Regions from separate parts of the Homo sapiens genome. Here region 1 is linked to region 2. Evidence: chromatin loops called from intact Hi-C (ENCODE). Cell type or tissue: Panc1. All regions are shown on one strand. Each heading gives the region's core, and the rest is flanking DNA. Links, peaks and the distances in the headings are about the cores only. Region 1 overlaps EPB41L2 (erythrocyte membrane protein band 4.1 like 2). Region 2 overlaps EPB41L2 (erythrocyte membrane protein band 4.1 like 2).

The links. A loop is a pair of places that touch in the nucleus more often than their neighbours do. Peaks named below come from ENCODE experiments on the same cell type or tissue, not always from the same donor. Only the 100,000 strongest peaks of a DNase experiment are listed, where the experiment ranks them.
Region 1: a loop joins it to region 2, with 4 times the contacts of the local background. A loop is called at or near these places in 51 of 110 quality-filtered maps.

What each region holds. Positions count from the first base shown.
Region 1 is chr6:131,056,416-131,061,796 of GRCh38, reverse strand. The region is part of intron 1 of EPB41L2 (erythrocyte membrane protein band 4.1 like 2); the gene reads left to right. Among named protein-coding and RNA genes, the nearest start is that of EPB41L2, 4.1 kb to the left of the region's middle. In Panc1, for the core only: CTCF peaks have their summits at 1,852 and 2,053; DNase peaks (open chromatin) are centred at 481 and 2,176; H3K4me3 peaks cover 2,250 bases; H3K27ac peaks cover 4,274 bases.
Region 2 is chr6:130,883,182-130,888,562 of GRCh38, reverse strand. It overlaps EPB41L2 (erythrocyte membrane protein band 4.1 like 2), which reads left to right. Exons shown (of 20, transcript NM_001431.4): 12 at 3,295-3,467. Among named protein-coding and RNA genes, the nearest start is that of SMLR1, 58 kb to the right of the region's middle. In Panc1, for the core only: CTCF peaks have their summits at 2,803 and 3,036 (motif pointing left); a DNase peak (open chromatin) is centred at 3,002; H3K27ac peaks cover 905 bases.

The DNA.
Region 1 (5,381 bases), core at 72-5,071, 170 kb before region 2:
ATACATTATTTATCTGGTCTCTTTATAACGCTGTTGAGAATTAGCATTTCAGTTGGTGTTCTGTCAGATTTCACCTTGGACTTAGCAGTTGAGGGAAACTGAGTCAGTTTCTATGCTGCAGGGGCTAGGATTTAGAATTCTCAAGCTTTGAACAGGTTTCAGTGGGGGAACGAATAGTGCTTAATCCTATTCAGTTTCCCTTTGCAGGCTCATTGCTGTGAGAAATCACTGGGTGGCTGTTGCAGCCACTGATGGGGGCTGCATTGCAATGCAATCTTGAATTGTGATAAGGGCCAACTGGCTCCATCCGTTAGGCTGTGAGTTTGACACAACTTTTGAAGAGCTATGCTGTGTCACCTGTCAGAGCTCGAGTGGTCATTCTTTTAATTCAATTTAAGAACCACCATCAAACTTCAGATATCTATTCTTTGGAGGTTATTGGAGAACTGTACAAGTGGTAATGGCTTGGAACAATGGTGTGGATTTAGCGCTAATTTAATCCTATCCTGTCTTCCTCACTTCTTGGGCAGAATTCCCACTGAAGTCAGTAGTGGTCTTGTGTGCAGACAGACTGCCGAGAACAAGAGGCTGCTCATTTAGAGTAACGGGAAGGGACGGTTTCTTTCCTTTTAAAACATCCCTCTGTAAGAAAGACTTAGTCATAACAGTTCTTTAATCTTTAACCACTAGTCCAAGTAGTTGAGAGCACTTTTTGCAAAAACCTTCGAAAGAAAATTCGTGGATGAATTGAGCCACGTCCCTCGAACTCTTCATATATCTACGTTGCATGGTGATCCTTAAAAAAGATTAAAAGTGATTTTAAAAAATCAGTTAAAGCTATAATTTCAGTAAAATTTTTCCTAACTTTTGTAAAAAATGTAAACTGCCAGGGAGCATTTTGTAGCAACTAAGTGTGTATATTTCAAATCTGAAATTTAAGTCCAAGTAGAAAGAAGCAAATTTAATTTAGGGGATGAATCTGAAGAGAGGCCACCAAAAAAATAACCATCTAAATATAAAAGAAGGAAGTTCAGATATCTCTTGCTGTTTTTCAGGAGATAGCTTTAGGGCAGTTTGCTCACTTTCATACCTGTTCTTAACGATTTACTGACTGCCTGGGTCCATCATTAGATAATGCTAGCACTTGGAGGTTTCCAAATGAGTTTTGTGCTGATCTGAGTTGCTGAGCTAGTTAGATCCTTGGCTTCTTAACGTAACATTCTTGTGGCTTACCCTTTCCAAATTACTAGTTCTAAGGAATTGAGTTTAGAAAACCTAACCAGTGACCAGAATGTAAAAATAGGTATTTAAAAATCAGAACCATGTCCACGTGTACTACCCAACCACTTGCTTTCAACTAAAAATACTTGCAAAGATGACAAAGCAGTCCACAACCAAAATATTTATTGGTACAATTTCTCTGTAATTAGTAATATTGTACAGTTATGTTTAACATCAGGTTCTGCCCTGAATCACCCCTCTCATATTACTGTGGCTGGTGAACTACAAAGGTTGTATCTTTGCCATTTCATTTAGGAATATAGGGTTTATATTTTATATAGCAGAATGCTAAATATTTTTGAAGGTTTTGTTTTGTTTCTGTTTCTACTCTGTCTCTACTAAAAATACAAAAATTAGCCGGGCATGGTGGCGCACGCCTGTAATCCCAGCTGAAGACATGGGCCTTTTTCTTTCTTTTTTGAACTGAAGTAGCCTGTTTAAAAGCTATGTGTGGGCTTTTTATTGAAAAGTGTGAATTGCTACTAGTTTTATAAGGCAAATAAACAGTTTATAGGGATCAATACCACTGAGTCACATTTTGCATTTCTAAAATCTGTGCTGTTTACTTGGAGAAAACAAAAGAAATGTGCCTACCTCCTCCATCCCACCTTTATTTAGAAACATTTCCAGTGGGCTTGTTTTTTTCAGATTCAGAATTACTGTACCTAACCACTGGGTACCCTTACAGATTTCAAAGCCTGAAGTAAATGTTTATGCTGGCTTTCGTAGTCAGCAAATAATAGCCAAACCCTAATTCACTGCTCTTTTATAGAATCTTGGAATCTCAGGGCTGAACCGTTAGGAGTCAGCAGATCCACTCTTAGCCCTAGTCTCTTCCTCTCAACATGCAAACAGTTCTAATGTCTTTGGAATGTCTGAGCAAATAGAAGATTTGTATGCGATTCTGTCACCAATTCTAGACAGAACATCCTTTGGGATGCCATGTTTTGGCATAAACCAGCAACTTGATATTATGAGATTTGTATCATTTCTCTGCGTGGGCAGTGCCCTAGACTAAAATCTAAAATGGAGTCAATGCCTGATGTCATTAACTATAGGGAAATGGCCTCCAAGTTAGCTATTAGAGTTGTTTAGGAATTATAGCTGGGCGCGATGGCTCACGCCTGTAATCCCACCTCTTTGGGAGGCTGAGGCGGGTGGATCATGAGGTCAGGAGATCGAGACCATCCTGGCTAACACGGTGAAACCCCGTCTCTACTAAAAATACAGAAAATTAGCCAGGCGTGGTGGCAGGCATCTGTAGTCCCAGCTACTCGGGAGGCTGAGGCAGGAGAATGGCGTGAACCCGGGAGGCAGAGCTTGCTGTGAGCGGAGATTGCGCCACTGCACGCCAGCCTGGGTGACAGAGCCAGACTCCATCTCAAAAAAAAAAAAAAAAAAGTTATAGGTAAGCCAAGAAGGAAAGAAATAAATAATCTCAGTTATCATCTAGAAATGATTTATAGTTTTTGTTGCTGTTGTTGTTTTTATTTTGTTTTTGAGACACAGTTTCACTCTGTCGTTCAGGCTGGAGTGCAGTGACGTGATCTTGGCTCACTGCAACCTCCGTCTTCCCAGTTCAAGTAATTCTCGTGCTTCAGCCTTCCAAGTAGCTGGAATTACAGGCGTGTGCCACCATGCCCGGCTAATTTTTGTATTTTTAGTAGAGACAGGGTTTCACCATGTTGACCAGGCTGTTCTTGAACTCCTGACCTCAAGTGATCCACCCGACTTGGCCTCCCAAAGTGTTGGGATTACAGGTGTGAGCCACCGCACCCAGCCGGTTTATAGTTATAGCTAATAGATTTTGGTAGCTTTTTCTATAAAGTATGTGTATGTGTGTGTATTTCATATGAGAGAGGGAATATTATAGGTATTTGTGATGTGAAGCACCTACTCATTGTATTTAATAAATATTTGATGAATTAATTCATTGAACCTTTAATATATTAGAGGTGAAGAATCTTTAGTGAAGATTCTTTGATAGAGTTGACATAGAAATGGGTAATGTTTCATGTAGAAATATCATGTCGGTAATGTTTATTTGCTTTTCTAACCACTGATATTGTTTCTCCTGGTTTTGTGGTTGGCTTGGGATCTGTGTTGTAAGTTTCTTAGAGGCATGTTTTTCATGTCTAGGAGAGTAGATAGGCTATATATTTCCATGGTGTTGGGATAGTATTAATTTTAATTAGAATTTCAGAGGCTTTCTGAATTTTCTTATTTTAAAGTGATGTCTCTTACTTCTTGGCATTGGAATAGATTTCATGTGATCTATGAGTGCATTCATACTGCTTCTGGATATTTTTTCTTCAAAGATTGCAATTGAGCTAATTTCATATTCTCAGTTATCTTTAAAATGGAAACATGTTTTCACTTCACAGATACCTCTCTGAATTTTGCATATTTTCACTCTACCTTATTAGAGCCATAAAGTCAAAAAGTACATAGATTGTCTCCCAAATAATCTGGAATAAATTGAAGGATAAGAACAATCTTTCCTGAGATCTGACCTGTATCTTAAATAAGGTTTTGCTTTAGATAGCCAAGTTGAAATTTTGCATAGATAACTAAGTTCGGCATCATGGGGATCATTTTAGTTCTTTCCAGGTTAGGAGGCATGGAAAGGCTCCCAAAGTGGTTTTGTCACTGTTCATCTATCGGACCTTATTGCCTAGGTCAGGTAGGGTAGTTCATGCATTTAAATCAAATCTTTCTGAAGAGACCAGTTTCCTCTTGCTTTGCTCTTAGGGCCTCACCATCAACCTTCATGAAAGAATTTTCAAATACTTAAAAACTTATGTTACCCTTCAGTTGCCTTTTTCCAGGATAATTGTGGTTTTAAAAAGCTTGTCATATAGTTCTGATTACCAACTCTGAAGTCACCTTTTCCAAGCCCTTGTATTTACGTTTCCAGACCTGCTGATGAGCTTCAGGGCTGGGCCATTATAACAACAGTGCTGAATTCACTCATATTTTTCAGAGTTTCCTACATTCTACTGATATATGTACATATCCCAGTAGCTTGAAGACATAAAATTAAAATGTGATTTACACTCTGCCATAATTCTTTGTTTCTTTCTCTTTTTGTCCAGAAGCTACTTGTTTTTCACCCTAGATTCATTTACCTTGAGGGAGATTATTTGGTTCAGACTCCTGACCTGGGGTGGAGAGTGGGGTTCTTGGGCCTCATGGGTGCATAAACTGCCTGAGACTGTAAGTGAGGTATTGTGTTCCCATGTGCATGCACTCCTGTGTGTGTGCAGCATCTCTGTGTGTGTGTGCACAAGTGGATGAGAGAGACAGGTTAAGGGAGAAAGAGAACTTTAGGAGTGGTTTTTGAAAGGGTTTTGGGAAACAGAAAAGATTGAGAACTGATGTTTCAGTTCTTATTTTCGAGATTAGAAGATGGAAGTTTTAAGAGTATTTTGTTTTTCTCTTTTTTTTTAATTTTTTCACCCTATTGCACTTTTCATCATTTATTCTCCCCTATCTCCCATTGTACTTCTTTCCATTCAATTGAATTCATTTAGTTGACCCCCATTTACCTAACTGTCAAGGTTAAACTGAATTCTGATATAATCCTGGCCACTCATATTCTTACCTGTGAACTTAATGAATGTGCATTTATTTCCTTACAAATTTCTTTGATGGAATATTGATTAGAAGGAATCAGTAACATGTCCACTCTATTTGATGCTGGTTAGACTGCCACATATGCCATTGTGACCTTGGGCAAATTATTTCTCAAAGCCTCGTTTGCTGTAGTAAGGGGTTAAAAATCATACCTACCTCAGAGTTACATGAGGATTAAATGAACTAATGCTTATAAAATGCTTCATAGAGTGCCTGGCATCTGTAAAAATTGTTAGGTTAAGAAGAGACCTAGTGGGTTGGTTACTGGTGAATATGTGGTAAGCAGATTTTTTGCAGTGGTCAGGAATAATTATCTGTGTGGAAGTACAGTCTTTGAAATGAAACAGTAATTTCCTATGGTGATCACAAGTTAAAACCACTTTTTAACAATTTCAGTCCAGTATCTATAATGTTTGAGCTTTTAGAAACTCTTGTCTTAACTTCATTCTTTTTGTTAATTTACA
Region 2 (5,381 bases), core at 232-5,231:
AGGCTGTATAACTCTTATATTGCAAAGTTTAGCATTTAAAAAGAGCAGTAAAACAGCATTTTCTTTGAGGTATACAAACTGTGCTCAAGGAAATCCACCATCTTGTATGGGCAGTTAGTGCAGAGGGTTACAGGAGGTCTGTATCTGAAAACAATGATTTTTCCAAGTGAAAACAACAAACATGGCACAGTAATCCATTATTTTTCTCTTTGTGTTTTGGAGGCCGTAATTCATCAGATGGGTAAGTCATCAAAAGGATTATTGTGTTATTGTGAAAAATAGGAGGCTTTTAACGCCAATACATGACCAGACAGCCAGTGAACTCTTTGATTAGGGCTTATATTCTCCGTTTTTTCCCCCAGAGCAAAGCTAGGCTGTAACCTGGCACTGAGCTTTTATTTTCTTTACCACTCCTTATCAACATACCATTTGTTGTTGTAGTCTTCATGTATTGTATTTTCTTTTTCCTGTTTACTTTTTAAGTAAGGCTAGAATAATTTAGGTATATTAGCCTCACTTTAAAGTTTGGCAAATTAAAATAAATCCTCTTATGATTACATAGCAAGTGAAAAGTGGGATTCAATCTAAAGATCAAATATCAAAATGAAAATCAATCTAGAACAGCTGTTTTAGGACAGGGAGTCCCCTCCGAGATTAGAAAATCAAACCCCAAAGAAGACAAATCAGTCATTTAAGAGAACCAACAACCAAGATGCATTTGGGGGTTGAGGAACCAAGTGATTTCCTGAAGGTGGAAAGTAAAATGAACAGGGACGTTACTTAAATAGGATCATCAGGGAAGGAAGGCCTATTTGAGGAAGAACCAGGTCAGTTGAGACTTGAAGGATGAGAAGGAGGCAGCCAAGGAAAGGACAAGAGATATTTAATAATAAAGCATTCCAGGTAGCAGAGGCGGCAACGATGAAGCTATAAGGTGAGGGAGAGCTGGATACATTCCTGGAACAGAGAGAAGGCAAGTGCAGTCAGAGCTTAGGAAGTGGCGGGAGAGGTAAGCCTGGGTCAGATCATGCAGGGCCTTGGAGGCCATGGTGAAGAATGTGGTTTTTATTTATTCCATATGCTCTAGGAAACCATTGAAGGGTTTATGTGGGTTTATGTGCCCGCAAGAGCACAGCGTTATCTTTTAAAAAAAAAATCATTTGATGCAAGAGAACAATTAGATTGAGCAAGGAAGCAGGCAGGCTGGTTAGGAATGGTCCAGGTGAAAGCGATGGTGGTCTTCCCTTTAGTGGGAGTAGGCCAATTAGCCATTTGGTATCTTGGGCTCTGCCAGGGCCTACAAGCTTCTCAGATGTTTAAGACCTGAATAAATGTATCGGCTTCAAAATACAAGAAACTGCATGCTGAAATTAATAAGTGTTTAAAAGTATGCAAAGTCAGCATTTTGTCAACTTTAATAACTTTTAATTTGATATTCAAATTTTAATATCATTACATTTGAAGCCATTTCTAGGTCAGATTTTTTTCATTTTGCAAAATTTCTGAGTATGTATAATAGGTGTGTAGAAATCATAATTGTAAGCAAAAGAATTAATCATAGCCATATACTTTCCAAGGGAAACTTATTTAGATCTTGTTAGAAGTTTCTTTATTAAAAAAAACTGCTGGAGGCTGGGCACGGTGGCTCACACCTCTAACCACAGCACTTTAGGAGGCCAAGGAGGGCAGATCACAAGGTCAGGAGTTTGAGACCAGCCTGACCAACATGGTGAAACCCCATCTCTACTAAAAATACAAAGAATTAGCCAGGCGTGGTGGCGCGTGCCTGTAATCCCAGCTACTCAGGAGGCTGAGGCAGGAGAATCGCTTGAACCTAGGAAATGGAGGTTGCAGTGAGCCAAGATTGCACCACTGCACTCCAGCCTGGGTGACAGAGCGAGACTGTGTCTCAAAAACAAACAACAACAACAACAACAACAAAAACCGCTGGAAAATAACTATACTTAATGTAAAATGCAAATTTATTCTAATGTTGACTATGATTTGATATGGGCATTCAAAGTGTGAGTATTTAAGGGCTGGGAAAATCTCCACAAGGTGAGGTAGTAGAATTAGAAATGGAAAGAACTGGCCACATTTAGAAATATATACAAGGACCTTGTTGGACTTGCTGGTGTTGAGGGGTGAAGAGTCTTGGAAGATGTTCACGTTCCCAGTTCAAGCAAATGGGAGCAAATATGAGAAGAGCGTTTTGTGAAAAGGGCAAGACTGGAAAAGAATTAAGTTTTGGACAGGGCAGGTGAAGGCTGTGGATTGAGAGGTAGCTTGGGATACATGTATTCAAAGTGCTTGAGGCCTCTCAAGTTCAGTATGGTAGTTCACACACAATCCTGCCCTCCAAGAGCTTGCAGTCTAAAGGTGTTTGTGTTGACCAGGCTTCCCTTAGGACATGGAACCAGAGTAAACTTCATGGTGTCCGTAGAGTACTTTTTATGTAAAGTGAAATGACCTTGTGGTAGTTCTGTTGTTTGGGGAGGAGCTACAGATGGACAGAGGTCCTGCCACCTACTACTCACTTTGCCTTGCTGATGTTTGAGGTAGTCTTGGTTTGATCTGCACTATGACAGAATTTTCAATACAATGTACATTTCTGCCTATCTGTAGGAGAGAAGAAGAGAGCACATGAGGGCCAGGTTTTCTGGGATGAGGGAGGTGTCTATGTATAGATTTACCATAGTTCGTGTTAAGGCATTGAGGAAGGGGATTAAAAAATAAAAAATATTAAACATAAATATAGAAGTTAAAATCCCTAAAATTTACCTTTACTGTCTTTTATTTACTATTTTTTCTTTTGAAGGGTATTCAAATTAAAGGTTCCTTTATGGAGCAATTCTTAAAACTTATTGGAGCAAATCATCTTAATAATTGCATAATCATTTGTTGCAATAGATAGATTCAGAAATAAATCGTAGGAGACCAAAGAGTTAAAATACTGCTTACCTTGTAATTCTGTTTGCCTTAACTCTGGTGTTTCAGCTGGTCTTAGAGCTCCTCCTACTGGCCAGTTCCATGATCTGAGTTTATCCTTCCAATACCTGTGGTTTGAGACCCTGGTGTAGCTCAGTGCATTAAAATTCAGAATACTTTCAGAATTTGGTAAACGTTTAAAAATTAGTTTATTTTATATGGTGGGTATTTTCAGAGCTCAAGCAATGTCTCTGTTCCTGTTCACTATTTATATGCTGCCTGTTTATCTCCTGTAAGGGGGAAATTTTCCATAAAGTTTATGATTCATATGTCCTAAAATAATCCAAAATTGTCACTCTTTACTAGCTCCGATTGGTGTCATGGACCAAAGTCTTATGAAGGATTTTCCTGGCGCTGCTGGGGAGATTTCAGCCTATGGACCTGGACTTGTCAGCATTGCCGTGGTACAAGATGGGGACGGCAGGAGGGAAGTGAGAAGCCCAACTAAAGCCCCACATTTGCAGCTCATTGAAGGAAAGGTATGGTAAATTAGCACAGTATGTGGTTTTAAACATTTACTTAACCTAGAGGGTATCTGTTGTATTTTCTGTTTCAGAAATCAAGTATTTAAAATTAGTTGTTCTATGTTCTCTGCTGGTCATTTATGTTTTCAAATATGCATAGTGGTCTCTAACCTTTGATTGTTGTTCAAAGCAGAATATTTCAATGTAAGTTATTTTAATGCAAGTAAGTAATTTACTGGCCTTTTTGACTGTCCTCATAATCACCTTATCTAATTGAATCCTCAAAGTAGAAAAGCTATGATGATTTGAAATTTATTTTTGGTTTGGTCCAAGTAAAATTTAAAATGTAGCTTCTTGATTATTTTAATTATTGACTTGAATTTTTTTACATCACCAAAGATAATCTTTATGAACAAATGTATTCATTAATGATCTATAATTAATGAAATTCTCAAGAAAAGGTAATTGTTTTGTGAATAGAGAGTGAGAACATGGTGTGTTGCTTTTGGCTTTATCTTGTGCGTACACCATGGTGAAATGGAGAAGTAACCCATATTGTGTTCTCAAATGTGTCACTGTTATCTTTTGTTACCTTGGGCAGTAACATCACTTGAATATTGATTTGAGAAGCCTTTGAATTCTTCAGATCTCTTTTCTGTGTCTGCACAAAGCGACTTTTTTTTGCATGCAACATTGGAAGTAAGCACAGATAAAAACAAATGAATCCATCATATTGATTTCATAGTGTTTTCTATTTTATTTTTTTTATTTTTTCGAGATGAAGTTTCGCTCTTGTTGCCCAGGCTGGAGTGCAATGGCTCGATCTCAGCTCACTGCAGCCTCTGCCTCCCAGGTTCAAGTGATTCTCCTGCCTCAGCCTCCCAAGTAGCTGGGATTACAGGCGCCTGCCACCACGTGCCCGGCTAATTTTGTATTTTTAGAGAGACGGGGTTTCACCGTGTTGGTCAGGCTCATCTTGAACTCCTGACCTCAAGTGATCCACCTGCCTCAGCTTCCCAAAGTGCTGGGATTACAGGTATGAGCCACTGAGCCCGGCCGTATAGTGTTTTCTAAATTTTAACTTTGAAAATTTTTAAAAGACATAAATGTATAAAGACATGCTAGATGAAGTAGCTGCCAGTGCCTCAGGAATTCCTACACTGATAGCCTCTGAGGCCCAGCATGGAGAAGGTCTCAGGGACCACCACATGGGCCCAGTCTTGTGCCACAAGGTCAAGTGCTACCTGTATAGCAAGTGACATCAAATCATCGACATTCCATCGTTAAAGAATTTGTGACTGTCATATGGAAAAATTATTTGGTGGGGAATTCAGATAAAAATAACAGAAATTGTGACCAACAAGGTTTCTTTCAATTGCTGACAAGTTGTCAGGATAGTTCTTTAAAAATTTTGCTAACAAGGCACCCAGGAGAGTGACTGCTTACATCTGAAACAGAAGAGCTCAGCATTTCAGAATATCTCTGTTCCATTTTGCCTAGTTAACTTGACATATCTAGTTATTTTCCTTAAAAAATGAAAAAGTTCTTTTAAATTTCAAAGGAAATCCTCCTTGTCTGCGGTGAACAACTGGGTACACTGGCATTTTTGCTAATGCTTTGAATGTCTGTCAGCAACCAGGTTTAAAAGTAAATAATGCTGTTTGAGTTTCATGGGATCTATTTGCAACTAGTTTGAAAATAATTAAATGAGTCATATGTATAAATTTTATGTGACACAAGTAGTCTAGTCTTTTCTCTTTAAAAATGGGTCATTTAATTCATTTCTAACTACACTGTGTTAATATGGTCCCTCCTTTAAAGTAAACGTTTTCACTAACTACTCATTTTTTCTTTTGTCCTCTTTCTCTCTTGCATCTGTTTTTCCTTTGATTGTATCTGTTGTGTAATTTCATATTCAATCATGGGTTT